2 separate regions of the Homo sapiens genome follow, and region 2 is linked to region 1. The links are chromatin contacts, found by Hi-C or POLR2A ChIA-PET in ENCODE. All regions are on one chromosome and are shown on one strand. The core of a region is the stretch at or near the end of the contact, and the rest is flanking DNA. Distances in the headings are between cores, read along the strand shown.

Region 1 (6,719 bases), core at 2,297-4,796:
CAGTGGTGGAGAGGCAGGGTGCATGTACACACACATGCCAGTGGGAGAGAGGAAGTATGGTCACCTGCGCTTGCGGGCCAGCAAAGCAGTGGAGAGGACCTTGGGCGAGTGCATGACAGCAAAGTGAGGTGGAGGAAGGCTGTAAGGGAGTGGAGGCTGTAGGTAGGCAGGTGCGCATCCATGGTGGCTGGTCAGCGGGAGCTCTCTGACGGTGAGGCATGGTCTGCTAGTGAAGGAGCTATGAGAAGGGCCCCTGGGAAGCACCCTGGTTAGGCATGCGAGGCTGTGCCACAAGCGGGCATGCCATGCTGGGGCCCCAGGAGAGGCTGGCAGATGAGGACACTCAGATCGGACTGGACATATCTCATGGACAAGACTGCCCTACTCTGTCCAGGTCCTACAGTTACCCAAAAGCTAAAGCCACCTAGAAGAGTATGGCGAGCCTTGGAGGATGGGCATCCCTGGCCATCCTGCTCCACCTGTGTTTCGAACTATTTTGTCTTTCAGCAGATTTTTTAACTTAAATGTGTGACGTTATTTTTTTCCAGAAAATCATTTATTTCTAAGTTTAAATCTTTTTTTCAAGTTGAAATAATAGGACATGTGAGAAGTGCTGGAAATGTTTTTATAGCACTATAAAATGTATTTCTTGATTATGAATTTGTTTCAGCCTGGAAAAGATTCTGAACATAGAGTTACAAATTTTCAGTTAAACTCTCATTATCTAAAAGTCAAGGTTCCGTCTTCCCACTATAGGTCTGCTTTTATGTTAAATGATGAGTTAATGGCTGCAGCACACCAACATGGCACATGTATACATATGTAACTAACCTGCACGTTGTGCACATGTACCCTAAAACTTAAAGTATAATAAAAATAAATAAATAAATAAAAAGAAAAAAAAAAGAAAGCAATGCAGGTAGAACAGTTTAGTTCTGCTGCCTCAGTCCCCAAAACCTGCATTGATAAGAACTAGTCTTTTATTAACTAATATTTTTTGAAAAGACTATAAATATGTACTGATTGGGAAGATTTAGAAATATATATATATATATTTTAACAAATCTAAGAAAAAATGTAGGGAAGCTATATACTTACAGCTGCATACAAGCTGATGTTTTAAAATTGGACTGATAGTTGACAATTATGTCAAATGAGACCTCTGGGAAGCAGATACTCAGACAGTATAAAGAGTTCAAACATCAGGGGCTAATGACTAAGAAAGGAAGGCAGGGAAGAAGCAGGATTATGCAGGGATAGCCCCAGTCTTCAGTGCAGATCTGACAGAAGCTCTCAACAATGGGGAGTTCTGGAGAAAAGATTGTCTATTATGAAAGTCTTGTGTTGGACTGTTATGCCCAGACATTGGCTGGGGGCTGCTTGAAAAGATGGTGGCCTCAGCATGAAAGCTGAAGCATATTCTAAAGATGTTGTGCTTGGGGGCTGTCAGCTAACTACACTCCTTGCACTGGAACAGCTGGTTCTTTGTTTGAAGAAATGTGAGCAGAGGACCTTCAGGACTGCCACAATGATGATGATAATAGTTATCATTGAGTAGCTCCTACTCTCCAGACACCATAGGTTCTTTTTACATATATTATTTGTAACCCTTGCATCACAGTCCCTAGAGGTAGAATAACCTTCATTGTTGAAATGCGAAAACTAAATATAGCTAGTAAGTTAGAGGCTGATGTGTTCATTTTATTGTAAATATACCCATAAACATTTCTGACAAAAATTTTCCTAATAAACTATTCCAGATTATGTCTTGTACCAACGATCAGTTTAAAAGCTTTTAAGCCAGAAGGGAAAGAAAGGTTGAAAGTAAGATTCCAGACTTGACATCTTACAAGAGACACCTACTCAAAAAGAACATTTATCAGAAGGATATGGTTGCTTCATGGAGTCTAAAGGCCGAAAAGGCAGCTGATTTCTAGAAATAAAGCTGCCTGTCTCTGTCTGTTTGACTATCACTCTTACTTTCTACTCTACCTTTCTACCCGTTTCTTTGCTTTTGCTATCCTAGATTTTCTCTCTCTTGCAGTCTCAAGCTCTGTCTCTTTTCCTTGGTCTCTGTCTTGATCTCTCTCACTGTCCTTCTCTGTCTCTCTCTCTCAATCTCTGCTCACAATCTATGTTGGTTTCTGTCTTCTCTGTCTTTCTCTTTTTTCCTCTCTCCTTCTCTTGGTCTTCCTCTTTTTCTCTCCTTCTCTGTCTTTTGCTTTTCATTCTTCCTCTCCTACCTCCTCTCCTCTCCTCTACCTCTTCCTTCATCTCCTCTCCATTCCCCTCTTCTCCCTTCCTCCCTCTCTCTCTTTTGGCCTGTCGCTTCCTCGCTTTCTGTCACTTTCTTTAGGTCTTGTATCTTGTCTGTTTCTCTCCTCACTCTGTCTTTTACTCTTTCTTGCTTTGTCTACCTGTCTGTCTGTCTGCCTCTTTGTATCTTCAAAAAGTAGAAAATGAGCCTACATCCTACTTTATAATTTCTTTAACTTTGATGTTCCATAAATGAAAGTATCTATATACATTTAACGTTATATATTTTAAACCAATTATCCTTGCTACATATATTTCACAGCTCCAGAAATAACTTATACTTTCTTTCCACAAAAAGTACAATAATATACTAAGAATTAAATGCTGAAAGTAAAATACCTTTCTTAGTAGTTAACAAAGATAACTGAAGCGCCATTTCCTAACTCAACACTCTAATTAGCTTTTCTTTCTAAATTAATAGTAATTTCAACCAAGGTATTCATTTCAACCAAGGTATTCTCATATAGTTGCTATGCCATATAGAGTTCTCTTGGATGTTGTTTGATCTAGCTCAAGTGAGAAAATTCTTTAGTTTCCTGTGAAGTGGTTTAAAATTTAATGAACAGATTAAGGATTTTCTTAGTACTGTACATTATGATCTGGTCAACTAACTTGAAATTGTAGTTTTACTATACTAAAATAGTTTATTTCTTTCTGCTGTTCAATCCCTGTTTTATAAAAACATTTATAGAAAACAAATTCCAGTACTCCTGGTAAGAAAAACAGAGGCCTTTTAACAAGTACTCCATCTTCAGAGACAGCTGGTTTTGTGGTAAGTATTAGCATTTGGCACTTGTAGTATCTGTTTTCTGGCTCCTCCTCTCCCCATTCTTCTATTTTTCTCATATCAGGGAAATATTGCCTATGGAGAATAATATCTGTGTTTTTCTGTTGCTTAAGCACACTTTCAATGAAAGTACTTTGTATACTACTATACATGCAAGAGAGAAGGAAAAATTAGAGTACTGCAGCAACAACCAGGATTCTTCTGTTTTTTCCTTTCAGTTTTAAAAATTGTGATGAAATATATATAACATAAAATTTATAATTTTAACCATTTTTAAGTGTACAGTTGAAGTATATTCATTCACATCATTATGCAACCATCACCACTATTCATCTCTAGAACTTTTTTCATCTTGCAAAACTGAAATTCCATATGCATTAAACAGTAACTTCCTGCTCCTCCCTACCCCACCCCTGGAAACCACCATTTTACTTTCTGTTTCTATAAATTTGACTACTCTAGGTACCTCATATAAGTGGAACCATACAGTATTTGTCCTTTGTGACTAGTTTATGTCACTTAGCATGGCATCTTCAAATTCATCTATGTTACAGCATGCATCAGAATTTTATTTTTAAGGATGAATTGATACTCCATTGTATGTATATGACACATTTTGTTTATCCATTCATCTATTGATGGACAATTGGGTTGCTTCTGCCTTTTGACAATTGTGAATAATGCTGCTATGAACATGGGTGTACAAATATATGTTTGAGTCCCTGCTTTCAATTCTTTGGGTATGTATCTAGAAGTGGAATTGCTACAGCATATTGTAATTCAATTTTTCTTTTTGAGGAACCACCACACTGTTTTCCTTAGTAGCTGTACCATTTTACATTCCCACTAGCAAAATGCACAAGGGTTCCAGTTTCTCTACTTCCTTGCCAGCACTTGTTATTTTCTTTTTTGTAATAGTAGTTCTTATGGATGTGAGGTGGTATCTCATTATGGTTTTGATTTGTATTTCCCTAATAAGGATGACACTGAGCATCTTTTAATGTGTTAATTAGCTATTTGTATATCTTTTTTGGGAAAATATCTATTCAAGTCCTTTGTTTATTTTTGAATTTTTAATTGTTGAGTTGTAGGAGTTCTTCATATATCTGAGATGTTAACCCATTACCCAACATATGATTTACAAATAATTTGCCCCCTTCCATGGGTTGCCTTTTCACTCTGTTGATAGTGTCCTTTGATGCACAAATGTTTTTTATTTTGTCATAGTAAAATTTGTCTTTTTCTTTTCTCACCTGTTCTTTTGATGTCATATCCAAGAAATGATTATCAAATCCAGTGTCATCAAGTCTTCAGTCAAATATCCAATGTTCCTCTTCAGTGTGAGCAATCCTCACAGAGGTCCATGCAGCGGCTTACATAGCAGTGTGGGGACTGCTCAGGCACAAGGAGATGAAATCCAGTATCTTTTGTAACAGCACTTATGCATAACGTCCATGGTCTCCACAAAGGACATGTGTAATTACAATGTCCCTGCACTCAGGGAAACTCAAAGTATTTTAGCTTTTATAGTGCAGTAGTTATTTATTTATAGTGCATTTATAGTTCCTCCTATAGATACAATTTTCCAATCAGACATTATTTTTACCATAAGCAATGTTACCTAGTAACACAGTTGACATTCTTACACTTATCAGGTTCCTAGGGGAAAGGAGTTACAGATTTAACCAATAGATGCTCATGATGGGAGAAAGGATTTTGTTAATCCTCTGCTCACAGTCTTTCCAGTGGCCCAAAAATCAATACTTTTTCCAGAAAATGAGTGTCTCATTTTTTATTCATTCTTGGTTGATATTTGGAGTTAAAATGTATTGATGAATAACAAATGTACCAAAATGATTTTTTTCGTGGCAAAACTAATTTAGTGACTATTTTACAAATATCAACATATTTTTAAATTTGAGGTACAAGTTACGTTTTATAAAACTCAGTATACTAAAGTATATAATTCAGTGGTTTTTAGCATACTTAAAAACTGTGCAACTATCATCATGATCCTATTTAAGAACATTTTCATCACCCTATTCGTTAATAGTCAGCCCTCATCCCCCCATCCCACCCTCCAGTCCAAAGAAACTACTGATTTAGTTTCTGTCTCTATAGGTTTGCTCTTTCTGAGTATTTCATATAAATGAGATCATATAACATGTGGCGTTTTGTGCCTGGTTTCTTTCACTTAGCATAATGTTTTAAAAATTCATCTATGTTATAGCAGGTATCAGTACTGCATTCCTTTTTTATGACCTATGTATTAGTCTGTTTCCACACTGCTATAAAGACATACCCAAGACTGGGTAACTTATAAAGAAAAGAGGTTCAATTGGCTCACAGTTCCGCATGGCTGGGGAGGCCTCAGGAAACTTACAATCATGGTGGAAGGGGAAGAGGCCTGTCTTACATGGCAACAGAGGAGAGAGCATGGAAGAGCAGGGAAAACTACCCTATAAAACCATCAGATCTCGGGAAAACTCACTCACTATCATCAGAACAGTATGGAGAAAACCACCCCCATGATTCAATCACCTCACACCGGGTCCCTCCCTTGACCTATGGGGATTATGGGGATTACAATTCAAGATGAGATTTGAGTAGAGACACAGCCAAACCAAATCAACTGAATTATACTCCATTATATACATATACCATATTTTGTTTATCAATTCAGTTTATGCGCATTTATTTCCATTTATTATCTATTATGAATAATACTGTTATGAACATTTGTTGACAAGTGTTTGTTAAACATGTTTTCAGTTGTCTTAACTATATACAGTCATCCCTCAGTATTCATGGGGAATTGGTTCCAGGACTTCTCAAAGATACCAAAATATGTGGATGCTAAAGTTCCTGATGTAAAATGGCATAGTGTTGGTTTTTTGCATATAACCTACGTGCATCCTGCACACCTTAAATCATCTCTAAATCAATCAGTCATCTTTTTTGGAAATTTTTAATTTGGTACAGAAATGTGTGGTGATTTCAGTAACCTGATAGAAAAATGGATATGGCACTTAGGAGAGAGTTCTATGTTAGAGATAGTGATTTAAAAATCTCTGGTGTATCATAGCAAACAAAAATTCCTAATTAAAAAATTACTTTAAAATGAAAGAATGTTATAACCCATTTTACAGATTGATTTGTCTCTAAACATGCATCTTTTGAAGAGTTATGTCCAAATGTCAGTAATTACGTTTATTCAGATGAAATTGTTCCTGTGTCAAGTTTACAGGAAAATGCTTCCAATGAGATGGTATTTTTCAACTTTTCTTTAATTACTTAAAAATCATTGCTTTTGCAATGTTTAACTTCCACAAAACAATAATGTATTCTTTTATAGATTGATTTGTCCTCAGTGCAAAAAGCATCTTTTGAAGAACTATTTCCAAATGTCAGCAATTATGTTAATTCAAATGAAATTGTTCCTGTGTCAAGTTTGCAGGAAAATTCTTCAAATGAGGTAGTATTTTCCATTTTTCCTTCAATTACTAAAGGAAATAATTACTGTTACATTAGATACTTTGTATATGAGGTGCTATAAGAAATCTCTTAACTCATGAGAAACATAATTTGCAAATATTTTCTCCTATTCTGTGGGTTG
Region 2 (6,606 bases), core at 4,074-6,573, 48 kb before region 1:
CCGGGTTCAAGTGACTCTCTTGCCTCAGCCTCCTGAGTAGCTGGGATTACAGGCGCATGCCACCACGCCCGGCTAATTTTTGTATTTTTAGTAGAGATGGGGTTTCACCATGTTGGTCAGGCTGGTCTCGAACTCCTGACTTCGTGATCCGCCCACCTTGGCCTCCCAAAGTGCTGGGATTACAGGCGTGAGCCACCTGCCCGGCTCAAGGTTTTGGGTTGCTTCATGGTTCAGTCATACTAGATTGCATATGTCTACTGGCATGTAGTTGCTCATAGTAGATACTAATGATCCTTTGAATGTCTGCAGTATCAGTTGTAATGTCTCCCTTTTCATCTCTGATTTTATTTAATTGGGTTTTCTCTCTTGTTTCTTAGTCTGGCTACAGGTTTGTCAGTTTTTTTTTTACAAGAAACCAATTTTTTGTTTCATTGCTTTTTTGTATTGTTTTCGAATTCATTTGTTTCTGCTCTGATCTTTTTTTTCTACTAATTTTGGGTTTGGTTTGCTCTTTTTTAGTTCTTTTAGATGCATTGTTAGGTTGTTTATTTGAAGTTTTTATTCTTTTTGATATAAGCATTTGTAACTGTAAATTTCCCTGTTAGTACTGCTTTCACTGTAGCCTGTAGGTTTTGGTATGTTGTATTTCCATTATGATTTGTTTCAAGAATATTTTCAGTTTCCTTCTTAATTCTTCATTGACTCACTAGTCATTCAGGAGCATATTGTTTAATTTTCATGTGTTTGTTAGTTTCCAAAATTCCTCGTTATTTTTTATCTTTTATTTTAGATTCAGGTGTAAACATATCTAATTTGTTATGTAGATAAATTGTGTGTCTGTTACAGTAGTTTGGTGTGCAGATTATTTCTTCATCTATGTAATAAGCATAGTACCTGATAGGTACTTTTTCAATAGTCACCCTCCTCTCACCCTCAAGTAGGCCCCAGTGTCTGTTGTTCCTTCTTTCTGTCCATATATACCCAATGTTTAGGTCCCACTTATAAGTGAGACTGTGCAGTATTTGGTTTTCTGTTCCTGTATTAGTTTGCTTAGAATAATGGCCTCCAGATTTATCTGCGTTACTGCTGAGGACATATTCTTATTCTTTTGTATGACTGCATGGCATTCCATGGTGTATATGTACCACATTTTTTTTCTCTAGTCTACCATTGATGAACATTTAGGTTGATTCCATGTCTTTGCTATTGTGAATAATGCTGTGATAAATATGTGCTTGTATGTGTCTTTATGGTAGAATAAGTTATATTCCTTAGGGTATATACCCAATAATGGGATTGCTGGGTCAAATGGTAGTTCTGTTTTTAGCTGTTCGAGGAATTACCACACTGCTTTCCACAATGGTTGAAATAATTTACACTCCCACTAACAGTATATAAGCATTCTGTTTTCTCTGCAACTTTGTCAGTATCTGTTACTTTTTTACTTTTTAATAATAGTCATTCTGACTAGTGTGAGATGGTATCATTGTGGTTTTGATTTGCATTTCTCTAATGATTAGTGATGTTGAGCATTTTTGCATGTTTGTCGGTCGTGTGTATGTCTTCTTTTGAAGAGTGTCTGTTCATGTCCTTTGCCCACTTTTTAATGGAATGGTTCTTTGCTTATAAATTTGTTTAAATTCCTTATAGATTCTGATATTAGACCTTTGTGAGATGTATAGTTAGCAAATATTTTCTCCCATTCTGTAGATTATTGATTCTGTTGATAGTTTCTTTTGCTGTGCAGAAGCTCTTTAGTTTAATTGGGTCCCATTTGTCATTTTTGCTCTCATAGCAATTTCTTTTGGCGTCATTGTTATGAAGTCTTTGCCATGTCCTTTGTCCAGAGTGGTATTTCCTAGGTTATTTTCCAGGGTTTTGATAGTTTTGAGTCTTAGATATACGTCTTTAATCCATCTTGAGTTAATTTCTGTTTATGGTGTAAGGAAGGGATCTCCAGTTTCAGTCTTCTGCATATGGCTGGCCAGTTATCCCAGCACCATTTATGGAATGGTCCTTTCCCCATTGCTTGTTTTGGTAGATTTGTCAAAGATCTGGTGGTTATGTTTGGGTTCTCTATTTTGTTTCTCTATTGGTCTGTGTGTTTATCCATTTCTTCTAGGTTTTCTAGCTTGTGTGCATAGAGGTGTTTATAATAGTCTCTGAGAGTTTTTTGTATTTCTGTGGGGTCAGTGGTAATGTCTCCTTTGTCATTTCTAATTGTGTTTATTTGGCTCTTCTCTTTCTTTTCTTAATCTAGCTAGTGGTCTATCAGATTAATTCTTTTAGAGAAGTAGCCCCTGATTCATTGATGTTTTGTATGTTTTTTTTCATCTTAGTTTCCTTTAGTCTGATTTTGGTTATTTATTGTCTTCTGGTAGCTTTGGGGTTGATTTGCTCTTGTTTTTCTAGTTCCTCTAGTTGCGGTATTAGGTTGTTAATTTGAGTTATTTCTGACTTTTTGATGTGAGCTTTTAGTGCTATAAACTTCCCTCTTACATTGCTTTGGCTATGTCCCAGAGAGTCTGGTATGTTGTATCTTCTTCCTCATTAGTTTCAAAAAAGTTATTGATTTGTGCCTTAATTTCATTATTTACCCAGAAGTCGTTCAGGAGCAGGTTTTTAAAATTTCCATTTAATTGTATGGGGTTTTTTTCACTTCTTTAAAAATTATACTTTAAGTTCTGGGATACATGTGCAGAACGTGCAGGTTTGTTACATAGGTATACACGTGGTGGTTTGCTGCACCCATCAACCCTTCACCTACATTAGGTATGTCTCCTAATGCTATTCCTCCCCTATCCTCCAACCCCCCGACAGGCCCTGGTGTGTGATGTTCCCCTCCCTGTGTCCATGTGTTCTCATTGTTCAACTTATAAATGAGAACATGTGGTGTTTGGTTTTCTGTTTCTGTGTCAGTTTGCTGAGAATGATGGTTTCCAGCTTCATCCATGTCCCTGCAAAGGACATGAACTCATCATTTTTTATGGCTGCATAGTATTCCATGGTGTATATGTGCCACATTTTCTTAATCCAGCCTATCATTGATGGGCATTTGGGTTGGTTCCAAGTCTTTGCTATTGTGAACAGTGCTGCAATAAGCATACGTGTGCATGTGTCTTTATAGTAGTATGATTTATAATCCTTTGGGTATATACCCAATAATGGGATTGCTGGATCAAATAGTAGTTCTGATTCTAGATCCTTGAGGAATCGCCACACTGTCTTTAATACTTTTACACTATTGGTGGGAGTGTAAATTAGTTCAATAATTGTATGATTTTGAGCAATTTTCTTAGCAGTTATTTCTATTTTTATTGCTCTGTGGTCTGAGAGAGTGGTTGGTATGATTTCATTTCTTTTGAAATTTGCTGAAGATTCTTTTGTACCTGACTTTGTGATCAGTGTTTGCCATGTGCATATAAGGAGAATGTGTATTCTGTTGGTTTGGGGTGGAGAGTTCTGTAGATATCTATTAGATCCATTTGGTCAAGTGTTGTGTTAAGGCTCTGAATATCTTTGTTAGTTTTCTGCCTTGACAATCTGTCTGATACTGTCAGTGGGTGTTTAAATGTCCCATTATTATTCTGTGGTTTTCTAAATCTCTTCATAGGTCTCTAAGAACTTGCTTTATGAATCTGGGTGCTCCTGTGTTAGGTGCATATATATTTAGGAAAGATAGGTCTTCTTGTTGAATTGAGCCCCATAATGCCCTTCTTAGATTATGTAATGCCCTTCTTTGTCTTTTTTTGATCTTGGTTAAAGTCTGTTTTGTCCAAAATGAGAATAGCAGCATCTGCTTTTTTTCCGTTATTTTTTTGTTTTTTTGTTTTTTTTTAATTGGCTTGGTAGATTTTTTTTTCATCCCTTTACTTTGAGTGTGTGAGTGTCATTGTATGTGAGATGGATCTCTTGAAGACAGCATACTGTTGGGTTTTGTTTCTTTATCCAACTTGCCACTCTGTGCCTTTTAATTGGGAGTATTTAGCTCATTTACATTCAAGGTTAGTATTGATATGTGTGGATTTGGTCCTTTTGTCATGTTGTTAGTTGGTTATTATGCATACTTGTTTGTGTGGTTGCTTTGTAGTGTCACTTGTCTATGTACTTAAGTGTGTTTTTTGTAGTGGCTGGTAACGGTCTTTCTTTTCCATATTTAGCACTCCTTTTAGGACCAGTTGTAAGGCAGGTCTTGTGCTAACAAATTTGTCTGAAAAGGATCTTATTTCTCCTTTGCTTATGAAGCTTGGTTTGGCTGGATATGAAATTCTTGGTTGAAAATTATTTTCTTTTATAATGCTGAATATAGGCCCCCATTCTCTTCTGGCTTATGGGGTTTCTGCTGATAGGTCTGCTGTTAGCCTAATGGGATTTCCTTTGTAGGTGACCTGCCCCTTCACTCTAGCTGACTTTAACATTTTTTCTTTCATTTTGACCTTGGAGAATCTGATGACTGTGTGTCTTGAGACTGGTCTTCTTATGTAGTATTTTGCAGGGGTTTTCTGCTTGTCCTGAATTTGAATGTTGGCCTCTCTAGTGAGCTTGGGGAAATTTTCATGGATGATATCTTGAAATGTTTTCCAAGTTGCTTGGTTTCTTTCCTTCTCTTTTAGGTGTACCAATGACTCATAGATTAGGCCTCTTTACATAATCACATATTTTTTGGAGGTTTTGTTCATTCTTTGTCATTGTTTCTTCTTTATTTTTATCTGAGTTCTTTTGTACATCCAGGCTTCAACCTCTGAGATTCTTTCCTCAGCATGGTCAATTCTACTCTTAATACTTGCGATTGCATTATGAAATTCTCAGAGTGTATTTTTTAGCTCTGTTGCATCAGTTCAGTTCTTTCTTATAATGGCCATTTTGTCTATCAGCTCTGGTATCATTTTATTGTAATCCTTAGATTCCTTGGATTGGGTTTCGACTTTCTACTGTATGTCGATGATCCTCGTTCCTATCCATATTCTGATTCCTATTTCTGTCATTTCAGCCATCTCAGCATGGTTAACAATCATTGCTGGGGAACTAGTGGGGTTTTTGGGAGGTAAGAAGACACTCTGGCTTTTTGAATTGCCAGAGTTTTTGCACTGGTTCTTTCCCATCTTTGTGGGCTGATGTTTCTTCAGTCTTTGAAGTTGCTGTCTGTATTATTCATTTTTGCATTACTATAAAGAAATATCTGAGACCGGGTTATTTATAAAGAAAAGAGGCTTAATTGGCTCATGGTTCTGCAGGCTGTACAGGAAGCATGATGCTGAAGCTGTACCTGTACAGGAAGCATGATGTACAGGAAGCAAGATGTACAAGAAACCATCTTCCTGGTTTCTGGGGAGGCCACAGGAAACTTCTTCTTTTTTTTTTTAAATTGAGAAAGATCTCACTCTGTCACCCAGGCTAGAGTGCAGTGACACCATCTTGGCTTACCACAACCTCCACCTCCCAGGTTCAAGTGATCCTCCCACTTCAGCCTTCTGAGTAGCTGGGACCACAGGTGTGCACCACCATACCCAGCTAATTTTTTGTATTTTAGTAGAGACAGGGTTTCACCGTGTTGCCCAGGCTGGTCTCGAACCCCTGAGCTCAAGTGATCCACTCGCCTTGGCCTCCCAAAGTTCTGGGATTGCAAGCATGAGCCATTGTGCCCAGCAATCTCAGGAAACTTACAGTCATGGCAGAAGGCAAAGAGGGAGCTGGCACTTCACATGGCTGGAGCAGGAGAAGAGAGACAGGGAGAGGGAGGAGGTACTATACACTTTTAAAGGACCAGATCTCATGAGAACTCACTATCATGATAACAGCACCAAGAGGGTGGTGCTAAAGCACTTATGAGAAACTACCCCCATGATCTAATCACCTTTCACTAGGCCCCACCTCCAACATTGGACCCACTTCTAAATCTCATGACCAAACATGAGATTTGGTCAGGGGCACAGATCCAAATCATATCACTGCCCTTTGGATTTTTTTTTCTTTTGCCCTGTTTGATATCCTTGGGGGTTTTCTTGTTGTATAAGGTGGGTTCAGTCAACTGGTTTTGTTTCTGGAAGATTTTGTGGGGGGCCAAGGCTCAGCTCAGGACCTCTGGATTGTGTGCTCCAATTCTGTGGGGCTGGTATCAGGCCCCTGGCTTTGTTCTCTGGCCCCTTGAGGTGAGAAACCTGCTCACCAAGGGCCAAGGTGTTCCCAGACTGCTGGTCACAGCACTCTGATGAGTGGTGCCAGCCAAAGCTCTTCACAGGGCAGTGGCAGTGGGATTTGTACATGCCAGCAGCAGTGGCAGTGCAGCAGGGTACATACTTGTTGATTATGGCAGGGTGCTGGCAATTGTAGGGGTACCAGTGTCCATGCAGGTATTAACAGTGGTGGGGTTGGCAGCATGGCACAGGGGGGAACAGGCCCCACTGGGGTCCGTGTGCACATTCACACTGGTGGCGATGTTAGGACGAGGTGGGTGCTGGCAGGTATGGGACTCTGTGTGCCATCTGTACAGGTATCCATGCAGGCAGCAGTGGCCGCTCAGGGTAGGGGAAGGTCTGCCGGTCTCCCTATATAGTTTTGTGCCAATGGCAGTGTCAGCACAGGGACAGAGCATTGGTAGGTGTGGGA

Evidence for each region. A loop is a pair of places that touch in the nucleus more often than their neighbours do. ChIA-PET counts read pairs that join two places held with the same protein, here RNA polymerase II (POLR2A). Pooled maps may share reads with other maps.
Region 2: a loop to region 1 is called in a pooled map, with 9 times the contacts of the local background. The contact joins two enhancer-like sites. A Hi-C loop is called at or near these places in 2 of 37 single-sample maps with no recorded cell type and 7 of 50 pooled maps. POLR2A ChIA-PET finds 5 or more read pairs at or near these places in 2 of 52 experiments (CD8-positive, alpha-beta T cell and CD8-positive, alpha-beta memory T cell).

The regions. Positions count from the first base shown.
Region 1 is chr5:131,851,123-131,857,841 of GRCh38, reverse strand. MEIKIN (meiotic kinetochore factor) reads left to right here. Exons shown (of 13, transcript NM_001303622.2): 10 at 3,008-3,088; 11 at 6,459-6,578. Among named protein-coding and RNA genes, the nearest start is that of FNIP1, 57 kb to the right of the region's middle. Within about 2 kb of position 3,546, at least 2 of the 41 ENCODE cell types and tissues checked have a DNase peak (open chromatin) inside an H3K27ac peak, as active enhancers do; they include CD8-positive, alpha-beta T cell, where a contact is called at or near this core.
Region 2 is chr5:131,901,193-131,907,798 of GRCh38, reverse strand. The region is part of intron 8 of MEIKIN (meiotic kinetochore factor); the gene reads left to right. Among named protein-coding and RNA genes, the nearest start is that of MEIKIN, 41 kb to the left of the region's middle. Within about 2 kb of position 5,323, at least 2 of the 41 ENCODE cell types and tissues checked have a DNase peak (open chromatin) inside an H3K27ac peak, as active enhancers do; they include CD8-positive, alpha-beta T cell, where a contact is called at or near this core.